Linked DNA regions of Homo sapiens: region 1 is linked to region 2. A link is a loop called in an ENCODE intact Hi-C map of the cell type or tissue named here. Cell type or tissue: heart left ventricle. All regions are shown on one strand. Each heading gives the region's core, and the rest is flanking DNA. Links, peaks and the distances in the headings are about the cores only. Region 1 has its middle 32 kb from the start of DLX2-DT. Region 2 has its middle 76 kb from the start of CYBRD1.

Evidence for each region. Hi-C counts contacts between places; a loop is a spot of excess contacts. Peaks named below come from ENCODE experiments on the same cell type or tissue, not always from the same donor. Only the 100,000 strongest peaks of a DNase experiment are listed, where the experiment ranks them.
Region 1: it touches region 2 in a loop (3-fold over the local background); 20 of 110 quality-filtered maps call a loop at or near these places.

Annotation. Positions count from the first base shown.
Region 1 is chr2:172,131,987-172,137,368 of GRCh38, forward strand. No RefSeq gene overlaps it. Among named protein-coding and RNA genes, the nearest start is that of DLX2-DT, 32 kb to the left of the region's middle. RefSeq lists enhancers at 1-329, 330-1,023. In heart left ventricle, for the core only: no CTCF peak of the experiment used is centred there; no DNase peak of the experiment used is centred there; H3K27me3 peaks cover 684 bases.
Region 2 is chr2:171,595,597-171,600,978 of GRCh38, forward strand. No RefSeq gene overlaps it. Among named protein-coding and RNA genes, the nearest start is that of CYBRD1, 76 kb to the left of the region's middle. In heart left ventricle, for the core only: a CTCF peak has its summit at 3,324 (motif pointing right); no DNase peak of the experiment used is centred there; H3K27me3 peaks cover 546 bases.

The DNA of each region.
Region 1 (5,382 bases), core at 144-5,143, 540 kb after region 2:
TCTGAGAAAGAAGTGATAATAATGGCTACTATTCATTGAGCTTTGACTTGGATAACTGAAGCCAGAGAGGTTAAATAATCTACTTGAGGTCACATAGCTTGGAGGTAATTGGTCTGAGACTCTAACTAGGATTATCTACCTCTAAAGCCCTAATTCTGAACCACTGAATGGAGCTGAGTCTAAGACGCCAAGTCTGCAGTGAGGCAGGGAAATCACTGGCACCAGCAATGGCTTGACTGGGCTCCACTCTGTCAGCTGTGTCACCTCAGGCAGATTTTACAAGTTCTCTGGGCTTTGATTCTCTTCTCTGTAAAATGAGGGTCTAATGACTCTACTGGCTCGGGCTTGTGAGGAGTTTGGGCTGTTGCACATGTTGGGTGAGTGCTATTGGTCCTTGCATTCTGCACTTTTATCACACTCTGCCCTTTTCTCAAACTAGAGCAGTAATGAAAGGAGTGTTGGGGGACACCATAGGCCCTGTTACAGCCAGACTTGCGGGGAGGACCTTAAGGGCTAGGAGGAGTGGAGGCCAACCTTGAGAATACAGGCCAGGCTCCTGGGGTTGGTTGGTAAAAGCAGGAGAATGCAAAGGGCTTGTTTGGGCCTGGGCAGAGTTTCTGGGCTGAGTTGCCCAGGGCCTTTGTGAAGTTTCCCTGTGCCTGTGATCTTCATGAGGTCAGGGCAGTCTGCTCTCCACTTGGTTAAAGTATATTTCCAAAGCCGAGGGACTTCATTTCCTTAGTGGGATGTTTTCAGGATTTGTATTTTCAAGTGAAAAGTGTCGTAGAAGGAGGGCAAAGAATCATTTGATTACTTAATTTTCATGTTTACATAGCATTTGTTTGAAAGTAGTAAGAATCTAAATTCCAAATGCAGTTACAAAATCAGCCTCCACTTAAACTGGTAAGTGTATTTTAATGAAGTGTAATTTAAAAGCACAAATTTGCATATTGAAATTTGCCTGAGCCAACTTTTAGAGTATGATCTTCAGAGTACTGGTTTCTAGTATCCTGAGGATATGAAATTCTTTTGAATTGCTTTTCATGGCCTGGAAATGAGCTTACTTGGTATAATAAGGCTTAGCAAAATGGGGACAACCTAAATCAAACCTTCGTTATGATACAGTGCTCCTCAAGTCATTCTCAGAATGGTCTTGTGAAACTTTGGAACCCAAATGTCACCATTTTGGAATAGTAAACATATTTGTTCAACAGCTAATCTGTATTTAAATCAACTGGCAGAAGAACCTTAAAATAACATATGAGAATTTGTCAAATCAGGAATAGATGACTTTCTACTAATACATTCATGCAAAAATCAAACTTTCTACTAATACATTCATGCAAAAATCAAGCTGTATTAATACACTTATCATAAGTCCAGCAATTTCAGGACTTCTATAGTCACATAAAGCTGAAGCTGATTTGTTTATTTTAAACCTTTATTAATCGTAAAAGATAGCACACAGACAAATGCGCATGAAACACACATTTAAAGCATGACGAATAATTATAGAAGAAATATAATTACAAAAAACCATGAAAACACTGCACAGGTTAAGAAACAGAATATTGCTGTCTTTCCCAGAATCTTTTTCCGTGTGTCTCATCCTGATCACCTCCTTCTCAACCTCCCCCTCGTCCCAGGTAACTATTATCCTGATTTTTATGGTAACCATTTCCTTGCTCTTCTGTTTCTTTTTTTTGAGATGGAGTCTCCCTCTGTCCCCCAGGCTGGAGTGCAGTGGCGCGATCTCGGCTCACTGCAACCTCTGTCTCCCAGTTTCAAGTGATTTTCCTGCCTTAGCCTCCTGAGTAGCTGGGACTGCAGGCACACACCACCATGCCTGGCTAATTTTTGTATTTTTAGTAGAGGTAGAGTTTCACTATATTGGCCAGGCTGGTCTTGAACTCCTGACCTCAGGTGATCCACCTGCCTCGGCCTCCCAAAGTGCTGGGACTACAGGCATGAGCCACCATGTCCGGCCTCAAGTTGGTGTTTATAAAATTCATCCATGTTGATGAGTAGTTGTAGTTTGCTCGTGTTCACAATATATGATTGTAATATATCACAATTTATTTATCCGTTCTATTATTGATGGACATTGGATCATTTTCAGTGCTGCGAAGAACATTCTTGTGCATGTCTCCTGATGCACATCCATATGCATTTCTGTTCAGTGTCTACCTAGGAATGGAATTGCTGGATTATAGAGTTTGTGTATCTTACATTTTGGTAACTAATTCTAAACTTTTCCAAAATGATTGTAATGTGTATTTGCTCAACAGATTAAAAAAACGTGGTCACTATAGAAAAGTAAAGGTAAAATAAGTCATTCTTCGGTTTGCAGCTGTTAGTTTTAATCATTGAGAACTGTGCCCTAAGAGATGGATGTTGGGCTCAAGTAAAGTGGTCCATCTTCTTTATTGTTCCTGCTCCACACAATTCTGGTTAACTATGATAACCTGGTGGCTCCCCAGGGGAAGTACAGCACGCTTGGTAAGTAAGTACTAGTGTACTTGGTAAGATACCAGTAGATATCCAGGTGGGTGTCTTGGGGCAGGTAGGGCAAGGTCTCCAGGCTCTTTTCACAGACCTGGTGTTCCACCCAAAGAGGCCCCTTGGAGGATGACTTTTTTTGTTCCTGCCTTTTATGGAGCTGTAATCTTCTGGGGTATAATTCTTGCTCAGTGTGTGTTCTTCTCTTCCAGTGTGATGCTTTAGTTACATTTACAGTTTAAATGAGTGCCTCATTTAAATTTCCTGCCCCCAAATTATATGGCATATTGATTTGTAAATGGCTAAATCAACAATAAGTTAGGCAGGTGGTTTCCTCCTTTTTTTTTTTTTTTTTTTAGCATGATGACCTATTAAATTTTTTTAAATGATGGACTTATTTAAATATATACAAAAGAATGGTATAATGAATCCCAATGGAGCCATTTCTGAGATCTGACAGCTATCCATCCATGGGCAATCTTTTTTTTTTTTTTTTTTCTAAGACAGGGTCTGTTTCTTATCATTCAGGCTAGAGTGCAGTGGTGCTATCATGGCTCACTACAGCCTTGCCCTCCCAGGCTCAAGTGATCCTTTCACCTCAGCCTCTCAAGTAGCTGGGACTACAGGTGCGTGCCACCACGCTCAACTAATTTTTGAATTTTTTGTAGAGACGGGGTCTCACTGTGTTGCCCAGGCTGGTCTCAAACTCCTGGGTTCAAGCAGTCCTCTCCCCTCAGCCTCCCAAAGTGGTAGGATTACAGGCATGAGCCACAGCACCCAGCCACTTCATGGCCAATCTTGTTTACACCTCTCTCACTCTCCTTTCCACCTGATTGTTTTGCAGGAAAAACCAAATGTTAAATGATTTCATCCATAATACTTCAGCAAGTGTTCTTTTTAAAAACGCAGTCATCATACCATTATCACACCTAAATAAACTTAACAGTAGGCAACTCATTACAAATTTATTATTATTTTATTAAAAATAGAGATGAAGTCTTGCTATATTATGCTGGTCTTGAACTCCTGGGCTCAAGAGATCTTCCCGCCTCAGTCTCCTAAAGTGCTGGGATTATAGGCATGAGCCACTGCACCTGGCCAACAATAACTCTTTAATATGATGAAATATCTTCTCGGTATCCACGTTTCCCCAGTTGTCTCATAAGAGCTTTGTCATGGTTGGTTTGTTAGAATCAGGGTCTCAATGGAGTAGTTGCATTGCATTTGGCTTATTCATCTTTTAAGTCTCTTCTGTATTTTACTAGCCTCCTTTCTTTTCTTGCCATTTGTCCAGTAGAGTTTTTCTATTTTAGATATTTTATTTTGTTTTATCCTTGTGGCGATGTGAATTTTATTTCCATTGGTGATAAAGGTCAATTTAAGCTATGTGATTTCTTTTGGTATACTTTGATTAAGAAAATACAGAATGACAACAAACTACTATAAATTCAGTAACAGTTTCAATTTAATTTGTATTTCATGTGAGCAAAACAGCTGAAAAATGGTAGATTAGTGGGTTTTCAAACTTTTTGGTCAGGACCCCTTTACACTCTTAAAATTAGTGAGGAGCCACAAAACATAAAAGCCATTTGTTTATTTAGTGATATTTACTGTATTAGAAATTAAAACTGAAAAATATTTGTTAATTCATTTAAAAATTAGAACAATTAATCCATTAGATATTAATATAAATAACATGTGTTAGAAAACGAATATTTTACAAAAAAAAAATTAGTGAGAAGCGTGACATTGTTTTACATCTTTGCAAATCTCTTCAGTGTTTTGCTGGATAGAAGACAGCTGGATTCTTAGATCTACTTCTACATATACTCTGTTATCATAGCGCACACCGTGTCATCTCTGGAAAACTCTGCTATGTTTTTGACAGATTGGGAGTGAAAAAAGCAAACATCATAGTAGTAGTATGAGAATAGTTTTGACCTCATTATGCCTCTGAAAGGGTCTTAGCACCCCTGTGGGTTCCTGGGCCACAGTTTGAGAACTACTGCTGTAGAACATTTCTCTGTGGAAGATATTAGTAGTAGTAGTAGTATGTAAATAACGCTTAGTGAACAGGTATATTTGAGGGTCCCTTGCAAATACTTCTCAGCTCATCCTCTCTCTCTGCATCCCAATATTCTTTTCTTTTTACTCCAAGTTTGGGACTGGCAATACAAAAACATTCTGTGGATGCAAAAATGGCATTTAAAAAAAATTTTATTTTGTAGAGACAGAGCTTCACTGTGTTGCCCAGGCTGGTCTCAAACTCCTGAGCTCAAGCAATTCTCCTGCCTCAGGTTCCCAAGTGTTGCAATTATAGGCATGAGCCACTGCATCCAGCCAAAAATGGCATTTTAATCATATTCTATGTTTTTAAAAAAAGTCTTTAGTTTATAATAGCTCCCCATCCCCGGCTCCTTAACTTTCTCCTACGAGTACAAATGTAGGTAATAGAGTGGAAGCAGCCCCCAACTAGAAGTCTGAAATGTGGACTCTAGTCCCAGGTCGGCTTCTAACAAACTGAGTGGCCTTGGGCAAGTCATTTACTCTCTCTGTCCTTCTATTTCTTTAGCTGTAAAGTATAGAAAATGGGTCAGGTGATTTTAAGGCTTTTTCCTGATCCCAGATCTAAGACATCTTCTTACTGCTCATTAATAAGCCCATTCTGATATTTCCTCTAGCTCAGGGATGTAACATTAGCCTAACATCTAATGAAGGGTGGGAGGAGGGAGAAGAGAAGAAAAGATAACTATTTGGTACTGGGCTTAATACCTGGATGATGTAATAATATGTACAACAAACCCCATGACACAGTAGGAGTCCATGGTAACCCCACGAAAGGGAGTTAGGACTCTTTTTGATGAGTCAGAGAGAAAAAAGGGT
Region 2 (5,382 bases), core at 326-5,325:
GCCAGGCATGTGGTAGAAAGATCATTTAGGACCATGTGGGTCCCTTGGGGAGGGTGAGCAAAGCTCAGACCAGAGCTCCTCCTAATGCCAGCACTCCATGGACACTCCCATTGTGTTCCACCTGGGAATTCATATCTCTCCAGGGAGAAAGGAAGGAGAAGAAGGAAGGGAGAATTTCATAGTTGATGTTTACTTACCCAGAAGAGACTGAGTCTAAACTAAATGCTACAGTTTGAATTAGAAAAACATTTTTGCATATCTGAGTCCTAAGACTCTGAAATTCATGCTAGCTATAAAAGAATAAATGTGCAAAGAGGACTTGAAAAATCTAAATAACTAGACCTTGGAAAAATCAGAATGGAGAGTCAGGTTGAGTCACAGGAGCTTTCTGCTGGCGTTTAGCCATTAATGTGATTCAGCTTCTTGCTCTTTATGCCTTTGCTCCCTTCTCTCTCCTCTTCCAGGCAGATAATTCCTTCTGTATTTGCAAATCAGTTTCCCTAGAGAAAAAAGTACATTGGCTCAGCTCACCAGTTCACACCAAGTCTCACCATAGTGAGTTAGCCCAAGGGCTTCCTTTGGGTGAGTCTTGCTTCCATTACATCTTCCCAGTCTCCCCATACTCCCCCACCACCTCCTCACAGGCACGTGTATGTGTGCAAAGACCAGCTCAGGTTGAGTGAGGCAAGCTTGAGGAGTGATATTCCTGGTGTCTACAGTTAAAATATGGGAGAAAAATATACAGGCCACTATGATCTCGATTTTCCTGCCCAAGAATATGAGCCTAAATGAGGTAAAGTGTGAGTGCCTCATACAAAGGCTGGCTGTGTACTAAGCCCTGTGTTAGCTGTTATAAGAGCCAAGGGAAAACTTCCCCGTGGCCCCTAAAGGTTTGCAAAAATCAACTGACAAAAGGCAGAGTAATAGGAGAAAAGGCATATGAATGTATTTGACCATAGTTTTACATGACACAGGAGCCTTCGGAATGAAGACCCAAAGATACGGATGAAACTGTCTACTTTCATGCTTAGGTTCACCAAAATGTGGACGGAAAGGCTATGAGCTATAATAGACTGAGTGGGGAAACCCAAGAAGGCCTGTCTATTATTTATTTATTATTTATTTATGTTTAATTTATTATTATTATTTTTTGAGATGGGGTCTCACTCTGTCACCCAGGCTGGAGTGCAGTGGTGTGATCTCCACTCACTGCAACCTCTGCCTCCTGGGTTCAAGTGAGTCTCCTGTCTCAGCCTCCCAAGGAGCTGGGATTATAGGTGCGCACCACCACACCCAGCTAATTTTTGTATTTTTAGTAGAGATGGGTTTCATCAGGTCTCAAACTCCCAACCTCAGGTGATCCGTCCACCTTGGCCTCCCAAAATGTTGGGATTACGGGTGTGAGCCAACACACCTGGCCTCTATTTAGGTTCTTCTTGGCCTCTGTGCAGCCTTCCTTCCTCTTGGGTATGGGGCTGGACCCTCTCTGGAATGGGGAGATCTTATGACCTACAATCAGACAAACTAGGTCAAATTGCTTCTTTATGGCCAGTTTTTACACAGAAAGGTGATGTGGGTGGAGGAGTGGAGTTAGAATAATATGTTTAGGTTTTATGGCTGGCTTTAGGGGAAATGGATTTTGGTTTCTGAGATGCACCTTGCCAAAGAGTTTCTTCAGTAGCTAGCCTTGGGGGAGAATGAGAGGCCAGTGACAGGAGGCGAGAAGAAGGTCAGAGAGAGCTGCTTCTGAGGTCTTCATTTTGGGTTATCATTTTCTGAGATCTTACACTGTCATTATCAACAACATTAGATTAGAGCAAAACCTTGGGCTACCTTTTTTTTTGTAAGTCCCTTTTCAACTCTCCTTTTTATTTTTTTTTAAACCATCCTCAGAAATCCTCTAGTCATTTCCTATAATTATTCTATACATATAAATCCTACCTCTCTAACAAGGCCAGATAATTTTTTTAGGAGTTTTCCCTATTTTTTCTTTTGGATCATCCACAGACTCCAGGGGAGTGTTATGCACAGATCAAGTGCTCAAATGATAAAATACTTTATTATACATTGGCTTCATGAGACATTTATCAAATTGTTCTGAAAATTTATTGAATTGAATTTATTCAGTTGAATTAAAACTTCCTATTAACAAGATAGTAATTATTTGAAAGACACATACATTTTACTAATGAGCACCTAAAGAGTGGCCAGATGCTGTGCATGCCATCTCCCAAACATGCCAGCCTGTTCCCTGGTCCGCACCTGTCTGTCTTAACCATTTACTTCTATGCTTCAAACATTCTCACATGGAGACTAAAAAAGATATAACAGCAAAAAAATCAGGCCTAGTTTATGATTCTAAAAATAAACTTAGCTGGGCATGGTGGCACACCTGTAGTCCCAGCTACTTGGGAGGCTGAGGTGAGAAGATCGCTTGAGGCCAGGAGTTTGAGGCCAGCCTGGGCAACATAGACCCTGTCTGAAAAAAAATAAAAATAAACTTAAAACCAGTAATTTTTAAAACATTTCTTATGGAAAATGTCAAACATAAACATAAGATAGAGGGAACAATTTAATGGAGTCTCAAACTTCAAGAGTTATCAACATTATGGCAAATCTTATACCCTAGTCAACTGTTTTTCCATGCTGTATTACTTTAAAGAAAAATCTAGACTATTCCTCCTGTAACCTTTCAGAATGTATCTCTAAAAGATAAGGACTCTTTTATTAAACATAACCATAATATCACTAAAAAATAACAATGTTTCCTTAAGACCATAAAATATCCAAGGTTCAAATTTCCCAAATTGCCTCCCTAATGCTTTTCAGAGTTTTACAATTAAGATCCAAATTAGGTCACGCTTTGCATTTGATGATGTTTTTCTTCAATCTCTTTCAATTGAAGTTCTTTCCTCTCTCCTTTTTCCCCTTTGTAATTTATTTCTTGAAAGAACTGGGTCATTTGTCCCATAAAGTTTCCCACATCCTAGATCTGCTGATAGAATCCTTACACTGTGTGAATTATGTTCTTTAGTCCCCTGTACTTCCTATAAACGGGTAGATTTTCAGCCCTGTGCAATAGAACTTTTTGTGATGATGGAAATGTTCTATATCTACACATGTGGCTATTATGCTAGTGTAACCGAGGGATTGAATTATTTTTATTTTATTTTAATTAATTTAAAGTTGACCACAAGCAGCTAGTGCCCACCATAATGGACAGCACATAGAGGTTAACTGAAATGGAAATAGACACGTGGCTAGTGTCTACTGTATTGGATTCAGGTTTGATTATTTATCAACAGTATGTCATACATGGTGAACTTCCACTAGGGGGCTCACAATGCCTGGTTGTCTGTAATGTTAGCAGCCCATTGGTGATCATTGTCTGTACCCGTACGTGAGAGCAGTTGCAAAATGATAAGACTCGATTTCTATCATTCCTTCTTTATTTATTAGCTGAAATCTATCAAGAAAACAATGACTCATCAATAGTTTGATTGCTCTGAGGTATAATTTATACAAGAAAGACAGAATAAATAGATGTTTAACTTTTTGAGGAGCTGCAAGACTGTTTCCCAAAGCAGCTCCACCCTTTAACATTCCCACCAGAATGTATAAGGGTTCCAATTTCTCCACATTCTTACCAATACTTGTTATTGTCCCTCTTTTTTATCATAGCCATCCTAGTGAGTGTGACGTGTATCCCATCGTGGTTTTGTTTGCATTTTCCTAATAACTAATGATGGTGAGCATCTGCTCATGCTTATTGGCCATTGGTATATGTCTATGGGAGAAATTTCTATTCAGATCCTTCGCCTACTTTTAAATGAGTTATTTATCTTTTTATTATTGAATTGTGTTATTTATATACCCTGGAGACAAGTCCTTTATCAGATATATGATTTGCAAATATTTTCTCACCTTCTGTGGGTTGTCTTTCACTTTTTGTCCGTCCCAGCATTTGCACTAAGACCCTTGCTGCCCGTCGCGCCTCCCAGCCGATAACTGAGCAGGGAGGGGATAATAAGGCAGGCTCATTCCTGGAGATGTGGGACTTCTCTTATGGCTGAAGGTTTTTGCCAAACCTTCCTTACACTGCTCAGTGGTCCAGGATGCTTCATCCAACCTTCCCTCCTTTTCTTCTTTGAGATCGGACTTGCATTGCCATCTGACGGCTCTCAGCCTTCTCCTCCTGCCCATGTCTCTCACAGCAGAATTTTTCTTAATAAAATCTTTGCACATTTAATTCCATCTTGGTGTCTGCTTCTCAGAGGACCTGGACTAACACATCAGGCAATGGCAATGCCTACCCTAAAGAACGACTTTTACAGTTCAAGGCCAAAGTCCTTCTGTATTGGATAGCAGCAGCAACCCAAAGCAAGAACAAAGGTAGAGATCTGGACTCTCTAGTTGACCACAGGGTTTCTACCCAGCGAGAAGGATGATGATTTTTTGAGCTGGATAAATCACACCTGGATTTGAATATCAGCTCTGCCACTTAGGAATTTGGTGGCTTTGACAAGTTATTTAGCCTCCCTGTGCCTTAGTTTCTTCATCTGCAAAATGTCAACAATACCAATGCTGTCTCTCTGCATTTTTTAAGATTGAATAAAATAATGTAAAAAGTAACTAGTACAGAGTACAGAGCAGGAGCTCACCAAATGTTGGTTTCCTTTCCACACCCTTCAATCAGGCAGTATCATGCTCAGTTAACTGTTCAAAGGCAAGTCATAACTTGGCTGGATATGGGCTGCACACACTTTGTAGGAGTAAGCTAAGTGGTGAGCATAGAGTTTTCCCTTGCCTTTCCCTGATCTACTCTGGCCAGCTATTGCCCTCTTAGCTTCCTGGGTACTCAAGAGATGAGCTTTCCTGATGGGTTCCATAGAGATACCCAAGAAAAACACTGCTCTGAAGGAAAAAGATAAGGTTAGGCTAGAACCCCTAAAGCACAATGCGGTCCCAAGAGAAACAAGCTCTGTTATGTTTTCTGACAGTGACACAGGTGCCTATGGAGGAGGTGGCCCAGGAAAGGGACGGAGGAAGGAAGAAAAGAAATTCTGGAGAATCTGACAGAGGCAATTCAAGTTTCTGAAAAAGTTCTTTCTAGTGGTTTGTGAGCATGTTAGCAATAAGGCAGCACACATGGATGTCCATGTCCTAAATAAGTAATCTTTCCCCTTTGTTTCCTCTAGCCAAGATTGATGTGGGCTGGGCACGGATTACATGCATGTAATCCCAGCACTTTGGGAGGCCAAGGTAGGTGGATCCCTTGAGCCCAGGAGTTTGAGACCAGCCTTGGCAACTTAGGCTCTTGCAAAACCCCATCTCTACTAAAAAAAAAAAATAGCCGGGCATAGCAGCACGTGCCTGTAATCC